3 separate regions of the Mus musculus genome follow, and all the other regions are linked to region 3. Evidence: chromatin loops called from intact Hi-C (ENCODE). Cell type or tissue: heart. All regions are shown on one strand.

What was found. A loop is a pair of places that touch in the nucleus more often than their neighbours do. Peaks named below come from ENCODE experiments on the same cell type or tissue, not always from the same donor. Only the 100,000 strongest peaks of a DNase experiment are listed, where the experiment ranks them.
Region 1: it touches region 3 in a loop (2.1-fold over the local background); 3 of 42 quality-filtered maps call a loop at or near these places.
Region 2: it touches region 3 in a loop (2.4-fold over the local background); 4 of 42 quality-filtered maps call a loop at or near these places.

The regions. Positions count from the first base shown.
Region 1 is chr2:48,454,987-48,457,486 of GRCm38, forward strand. It overlaps Gm13481 (predicted gene 13481), which reads right to left and starts at 2,279. Exons shown (of 6, transcript NR_166463.1): 1 at 2,127-2,279. In heart, a CTCF peak has its summit at 1,206; a DNase peak (open chromatin) is centred at 1,355; H3K4me3 peaks cover 350 bases; H3K27ac peaks cover 1,713 bases.
Region 2 is chr2:48,331,588-48,334,087 of GRCm38, forward strand. The region is part of intron 1 of Gm13481 (predicted gene 13481); the gene reads right to left. Among named protein-coding and RNA genes, the nearest start is that of Gm25338, 52 kb to the right of the region's middle. In heart, a CTCF peak has its summit at 1,291; a DNase peak (open chromatin) is centred at 1,464; H3K4me3 peaks cover 534 bases; H3K27ac peaks cover 704 bases.
Region 3 is chr2:48,380,959-48,383,458 of GRCm38, forward strand. All of the region lies in intron 1 of Gm13481 (predicted gene 13481), which reads right to left. Among named protein-coding and RNA genes, the nearest start is that of Gm25338, 2.1 kb to the right of the region's middle. In heart, no CTCF peak of the experiment used is centred here; no DNase peak of the experiment used is centred here.

The sequences.
Region 1 (2,500 bases), 74 kb after region 3:
GAAGTAAAAGGCCGTGATACTAAGGATGATATCAGGGATGCCAAGCTAAGCAATTAAGAGTTCTACGCAGTAACAGAGAGAATAATTGAATGTACTGGAGAAGGGAAAGTTGTTGCTGGATCTTCACTGAGAATCAAAGTGAATCTATCAGAACTTACAGGAAAGAAGGAAATCTAACCGCAAAGCCTTCAGGAGAATGATGTTCAAGGTAGAGGGAGAAAGAGAGAGAAACATTTTCCCTTGGTGACATACCCAAACTACCTATAGGGCTTTCTAAATTGCACACTCTGACCCCAGAGATCTTGAAATGGCTTACTGTCCTTACTGTTCATAGAGAATCACGGTCTATGTAAACCATCATTATAGTTACCTGCGTGCACCATGGTGGTTAAAGTGGGAAATAAAAATATGTAAAACCCTGATAAGAGTGATGGGGCAGGTATTATCTTAACAAAATTGGTCCTGAAGAGAATCGAACAAATATGGCATCACCCCTAGAAAGGGTATCAATAACAGACCAAAGAAATGATTCCACACAAATCTAGTTTGGCAAACCAATGAGTTTAATTTGGGTTACAGGAGCATGTGCTACTGTAAGTATGGGTATATGGGTGGCTTTTCGCTTATGGAAACGTCTACCTCTGTGATGTTGTTAATTACTAATATATCGTTGAGGAAGGGACGTACCTAAGCTTCTCAGTCTCCTCCTGATAAGCCCCTCTCATGCTGTCTCTTGATTGCTCATCTAGGGATTACAGCTACTCAGAATTATCTGAGAGCTCGTGCTGGGGTGGTACAGTCAAGTCAAAGTGGTCTGGAGGGTCGAGCCAGTCATGCTGGAGAGCAGGAAAATAAAAAAATTGAGCTTATGAGTCTAAAGCTTGAAGATTTGAGACTCTAAGTAAAGACGGTAGGTGCTGTCCAAAAAGAAGAGATCTCACGGCTGTCATTCTGTGTCACCCTGAACTGATATTTAGAAAGAAGCTCAGACTTCAGAATTGCTCATATTTTGGAAGAAAAACCAAAAAATAGTTCACAAAAGGAGAAGAAAAAAAAAAAGGCACTGTCCAGATGCCAGGACACCAAGACTAAAGGGGACCAACAGAGATGAATTAGCTAAAATACCAAGGACTGAAAAACAGGCTTTTGGACTGAGGAACAATGCCACCACTCACTCCTGGGAAAAGAGCAGATGGGCTAAAGCAGAACACGGGCTGCAGGGGGTGGAGGCAGAAGCTGGGTGAGGAATTGCAAGTAGCAACTGTAAATCCTCTTGAGAAATTTGGGAGTGGCTTGTTCCTGGGCTACTATAAATAACAGGAATGCAGGAAGCAGGAAGTCAGAAGATGAAAGGGACATCTTAGTAACAGGAGAAGAGTTTGCAAAGGACAACATTTGGGATTAAACAGCCCCGAGGTTACAAGCATCCCGTGGTATGATGCGAGAGGCCCTTGAGATGTTTGCCACCCAAAGGTTGGAGGGTACTGGCTTTAATAGTAGGACAGCTGGCAAGCCATCAGTGTGGAAAGTAGTTCGAGAGCCCCTGAGTGCAAGTCACATGAGAAGTACATGACATGAAATAGCTTAAGCAGATGAGGCTTATATTATACAGAACCTAAAGCTATGAGAGAAAACACCAACTTTGATTGACATACTTATGAAAAGGGGGCCATGATAAAGCAGTGTGCTAATTGAAATAATGACTACATATTATGAGCAAATGGTAGAGACAACGTCTTTTTTTTTCTTTTTTTTCATCAGAGTGTGAAGGCAAAGCTGTATTTGGTCTATGACTCAGCAGTTGCTGGAGGTGGCTCTTGTTCCTTCAGGGAGCCCAGGAAGTGTCATCACCACTATACCCTAGTTAACCACAGGGACTCAGAGACCAGCTTGTCTCCGTATCTGTGTCAGGTTTCCATGTCCCAGCCAGCCCTGGATTTGTTTTAGCCAGTTCAGCCTTCTGAAAGCTCAAAGCAACAAAACAAAGTTACAAAATGTCACCAAACTATCACCTATGGACAGCTAGCTTTCTCTGTACACAAGGTCCCTATGCTCATGATCAGAGCCCAGCCCAGCAGAGCTATCACCCATGTCAAGTAACATGACCATAAGAAACAGAGACTCACCTAAAGTTCTTTCTTCTCCACTGCCCTCTTTCTGTTCAAATGCCACTGGCCTTGAAGTACATGAAACAGGGACTGCTTGGGACCAAGAATTCTGTCCTGCCCCAGAAGCAGATCAGAGAGCAGTCACCACTCTGGCAAGGTCGTTTCTGATGTGACGTGAGTCTGAGCTGTTCTCCAGTGTTATGATAAAAGCAAGTGCCTGAGGTGCTTTGAGAGACTTTGTGTCTGCATTGCTGACTGGTGTACAACTGCGCGTTCTAGGGAATCCTGTCTGCAGGCTCCACTTTCCTGGGCTCTCTTTCTTCATGGCTGCAAAGGCTTCTCTTCCTCATTCTTTAGTGTGAACCCCCAATAGGTAGTTTTTTTGGATCTTC
Region 2 (2,500 bases), 49 kb before region 3:
GAATCAAACCCACAACTGCCAAACACCACCGATCTCCAGTAATGCTTCCTAGGGGATGCTACAAATAGCACACACTCACACTGGAAGGACATGGTGACTGCTCTGCCTCCTCTCGTATTTTTCTCAAATGTGGCTATCTTCCTATCTTCCAGGGGGCAGGGTTTGGCATATTTTAATGAATAAATAAATACAAAGTTTGCACTTTCTATTTTTTTTGTCTCTATAAATTGTCTCTTCTAATTAATGAATAGCTGCACTTGTCCTTTGGTATTGGTAATTTCATAAAGCCTCCCAGGGTGTTACCCAGTTGAATTGGGCGTAAGGAAACAATATTAGCTCCAGGCATGGAAATGAATGGATTTAGAGGCACTAAATCAGGAAAGCAAATGGGTTCTCACAGCTCCATGCTGTAGAATTAGTTTCAAATATTCAACAGACACATCAAGTATGAGCTTTATAAGCCCAGAGCTGAACACTGCCTTTTGCTCATTTTAAAATCCACGCTGTGAATTTTAAACTCCTGATAGCATTTCTAATAATGGCATCTTCTAGAAGCTGAAGTTGTGAGAGACCAGGGAGGGTCAGACCACAACCTCTTTGTGTGATATTTATATAGCATATAGACCTACGAACGATTTTTAAATTAAGAAATTTCAAATTATTTTCCCCCTCTGGATCCTCTGTGCTATGGCCTGTGTCCACATCTCCTAACCCAATTTACATACTAGAATTTACCAGGACTTCATAGATACCTGTCTCAGCTATTTCTTTAGTACTTTCAGGTGACTCCCCTCTTCAACTTCTATCAAGAATGGACTTTTCTTATTTCAATTGCAAATGACAAATCAGCTTTATCTTCCAGAAAGTGGGGACTGCTAGGATAAATGTACTATTTTTAAAATAAGGTATAAAATATTTTTTGTACCCTTGACAGCCATTACAGCAAGCTACCTGCTGGCTGCATGCAGCGCGTTAGTAAACACAAAGTGGAGTGTGTCCGGCTCCTTGTTTCCTGGAACTGTTCTCTGCCATCAGGGGCACGTAGGAAACTGGTCGATCCCTCATCTCCAGAGAGATCAGCAAAGGGGATCACTTTCCCCAAGACTGAAAGCATAGGCATGTCTTTCAGATGCTCACCAAGGTGAAAGAGAAAACAGTGCTTTGATAGCCTGAAGGAATTGTTCCCCTTTCTTTTCCTTCTGATACCTGAGCTATCGCCAGTTGGTATCTGAGATGCTTTTTGCGAGGAGGCCTGCCTTAGCCACAAGGGGCTGGGGGGGAGGGGGGGGTTACCCTCTTAAAAGAGAATGCAGAGCCACTAGGTCTCTTCTCTGCAGCTGCCAACCAGGAAACAGCGGGAAAAGTCCAGGCTTACCCTCCCCAGAGAACGCTGGATGTACAATAGTTTTCTCCCTTTCTAAGCTGCACTATCGCTGGAAGCTTATCCGCTTCTAACTCCGTCACGTCTGTAGCTTGGTAACTCGGTTTCCTAAACAAAATTAAAGGAAGTGTCAATGTGAAATTGAAAGTGAAACTGGCAGCAAAGGGCAAATCTCCCGGGCCCTTAATGGATTGGAAAACCAAATGGCAATTTCCAACTAGGTCCCTTGCCTCAGGCTGCCTTAAAGCAAGGCAATCACATTGGAGCCTACTCTTTCGATAATTTTATCAATACATTAGGCCCCGCAAAGTTTGTGTGCAAACCTCTTGTGCTTAGTTAGAACAAGTGGTCATGTGTGGGATGTTCAAAATGCTTCCGATCCTAAATAGATCACCCATCATGATCTTCCCGGTGCTTCAAACTCCAGCCATTTCTCCAAAAACAAAGATGAAGATCACTATTAAAGATGGACCACGGCAGGCCCCTTCTAAGTAACCGCCTCGGATAAACGTGGAGAGCAAACTTTTTGCTCCCTTTGACGTGTGTAGAATTTCCTGTGAATTTAGGTGAAATTAAAACAATAAGAAATATAGTCAAAAAAAATAAAATAAAAATAAAAAGCCAAGCCCAAAGGGCTTCTTGATATGTGTATAATCAGTGACATAAGTGTTAGATATTCTGTCTCCTTACATCCAAGAAGACAGGCTAGACCGGGCTATCCCTATGTCAGAGACACCTTGTTAGAATATGGGCAGGGTCATAAAGTAAACTAAGAATCTCTGAGAACTGCACTCCCCCGCCCCTTACTTTATGCAAACTTGAAGAACAACAGTGATAGAAGCAAAGCTCAATTGCTGACACTTTCATTTCAGAACGAACTCATGATGTTAGAAAATAATAGAGTATTAGTATGGTGTAACTGTCTACCGGTCTATCTTTTTCCTGCAGAAAGCAGGCAGCCCTGGAAACGCCAGGCAGCCAACCGGGCATCATGGGAGTGTTTCTGCTTCGCAGCCATATTCCCTGTGCACTTAAGAAAGCTAATCCATTCTCCAAATCGGCCATGCTGCCTCCTGCTTTGCCTTCATTCTCACAGATATGAGAGCCCAAGGAAGATGA
Region 3 (2,500 bases):
ACTAAGTTCCAAATACTCTGGTAAACATTTAAAAGAAATGAAGCAGCTGGCCTCTTTTTAGTAAAGATAACCTGTAGAACTTGGGACGTTCTAGATTTTTCCTCAGATGGTATCTATTAAGAGCTGAATTCTTTGCTGCAGGAGGAATTACATCAACTTAAAGTACAGTCTTCTTAGACTGATGATTTTATTTAACGAGGCAATAACAGAAGTACATCTGGCACAAAGTGTTTTTGGTGTCCTCTTGTGTGCTTTAATGTACATAAGCTCTTTCAATGAAGAGATCTTTTATTTCTTTTAGATAGAAATTTTGAAGCACACACATTACCTTTGGTCCAAGGCCACCAGATAAGGGAAAGAATTAGGCTTCCTCCAAACCTCTGACTCTGTGACCCATGTTTTTCAGCAAGATGCTATGCCACTCCTAAATAAATAATGTATATGTGGAGGAAAAAGTGTCCATCAAGTACCGAGAACACAAACAATCACAGGAAGTAATAACCACTTATGCTTAAAGAGGATTTACATAAGAGTCCCAGGTAAGGCGGGGAGGACAAATAGGCACCGGACTTGAGGGGTCTGAGTGCAAACGTTGTTCTGACGTTCAGATACACCTCAATCATAAGAGATTCGAAATTAACTGAGGAAGCTGATCTCCAACCAGGAACTTGGAACTCTTTCAAAAACACTATTCTCTGTGTTTCCTGGAGAGAAAAACAGGAAACGGGCTTCTAAAAAAGTCTGTTCAGGTTGAGTTGGACTTTCAAAAGACTTCCTTGCCAAATGAGTTTCTAAATGAATTTATGGAAATTGTTCTTTTAGATACATTTGCATTTTGCTTGGTTTCGTTCGGTTTTTAATACCAGACTAGACTCGTGTTTAGCAAATTCCGGTAAGAGACCAAACCCAGCCCCGTGAGGGAGGGGGGGAGGCGGGGGGAAGGGGTTACTATTTGGAACAAAGTGAAAGAAGAGCCTAATTCTGCAGACAATGAAGTCATACTTTGTTTTCTTCTCTCCTTTGAGAATATTCTTAATATCACTGAAACGGTTCTGTGTAGATTTTATCTGCCGCAGATTTAAACTAGAAGCCTCTATCCACCCAGCAGCTGACTCAGACCGATGCAGACAACCACAGCAAAACACTGGATGGAGTTTGGGAACACTTATGGAAGAACAGGAGGAAGAATAAAGGTTCCAATGGGCATAGGAACTCCACAGGAAGACCAACAGAGTCAACTAACCTGGACCCTTGGAGTTCTCAGAGACTGAATCACCGACCAAAGAACACATATGTAACAGATATGCAGCTTGGTCCTCGTGTGAGTCCTGAACAACTGGAATGAGGGCTGTCCCAAAAGCTGTTGTCTGTACATGGGATGCTTTCTTCTAGCTGGGCTGCCTCAGGAGGAGAGGCTGTGCCTAGCCTCACAGAGACTTGATGCATCAAGGAGGTGGAATACCAGGGGAGCCCCACCCTTCAAAGAATGGGAGGTCAGCAGAGGGGAAGGATTTGAGGAGGGGGTGACTGCGATGGAGATAGTGAATGGGATATAAAAAATAGTAATATAAATAAGAAAATTATAACAAAAAAGTAGAAGCCTCAAAAAGGAATAGCAATTTCAATACAAAATGGCAATTAGTTGTCATGCATGAGACTGTCTCCTAAATTTTTATGAAAATTCCTAAGAAGTTAGGAAAATAATATCATTTTCTTCTCTTTTCTTACACATAGGTGCACAAACTACATAAACCACTGTGTCTTTGCATGCTCTTATTATGTGTGTTTCTACATAAATCTGTGCTTACTACATATTTATATGTGTGTAGAAATACATGTCCATGAATACTGTTGTTCTCTCTTTCTCTCTCCCCAAGTATATGTGTGTGTGTATGCATGTGTGTGCATGTGTGTGTGTATATGTGTGTGTATGTGTGTTAACCAGCTTTCCATAAAAACTCTACCAAAAGAAAAAAATCTCTGATAAATCACTTTGTAAAGAAAACAGTTTATTGTAGCTCAGAGTTTTGGAAGTTTTCATCTATTATGAGTTGGCTCAGTTGCTCTTGGCAACATAGTACACCTCAGTTGGAAACATCTTGAAGATCAAGGCTCTTTACCTTATGGTGACTAGGAAGAGGAAAGAGAAAAATACAAATGCCCCACAACCCATAACAAGAGAACACCTCCAATTATGTAAACCCTCCCAATAGACCATACTTCTTAAAGGTTTCTACCACCTTGCAATGGCACCAAAGTGGTGACCAGGTTTTTAACATGTAGGTTTTAGGATCTAGTCCAGGTTCAAACTATACCAATATGTGTAAAATAATATAGTCAGTACAAGTATAATCAAAAAGCACAAATCAGACTCAGAATCATAGGAATTCCTCAAGAAATTCAGGAAGTACATAAAAACAGCACTAAAGAAAACATTTCAAGTTTGAAAAAAAATTTACAAATCTATGTATTTCTTCAATAGTTCAACTATGTACCAGAA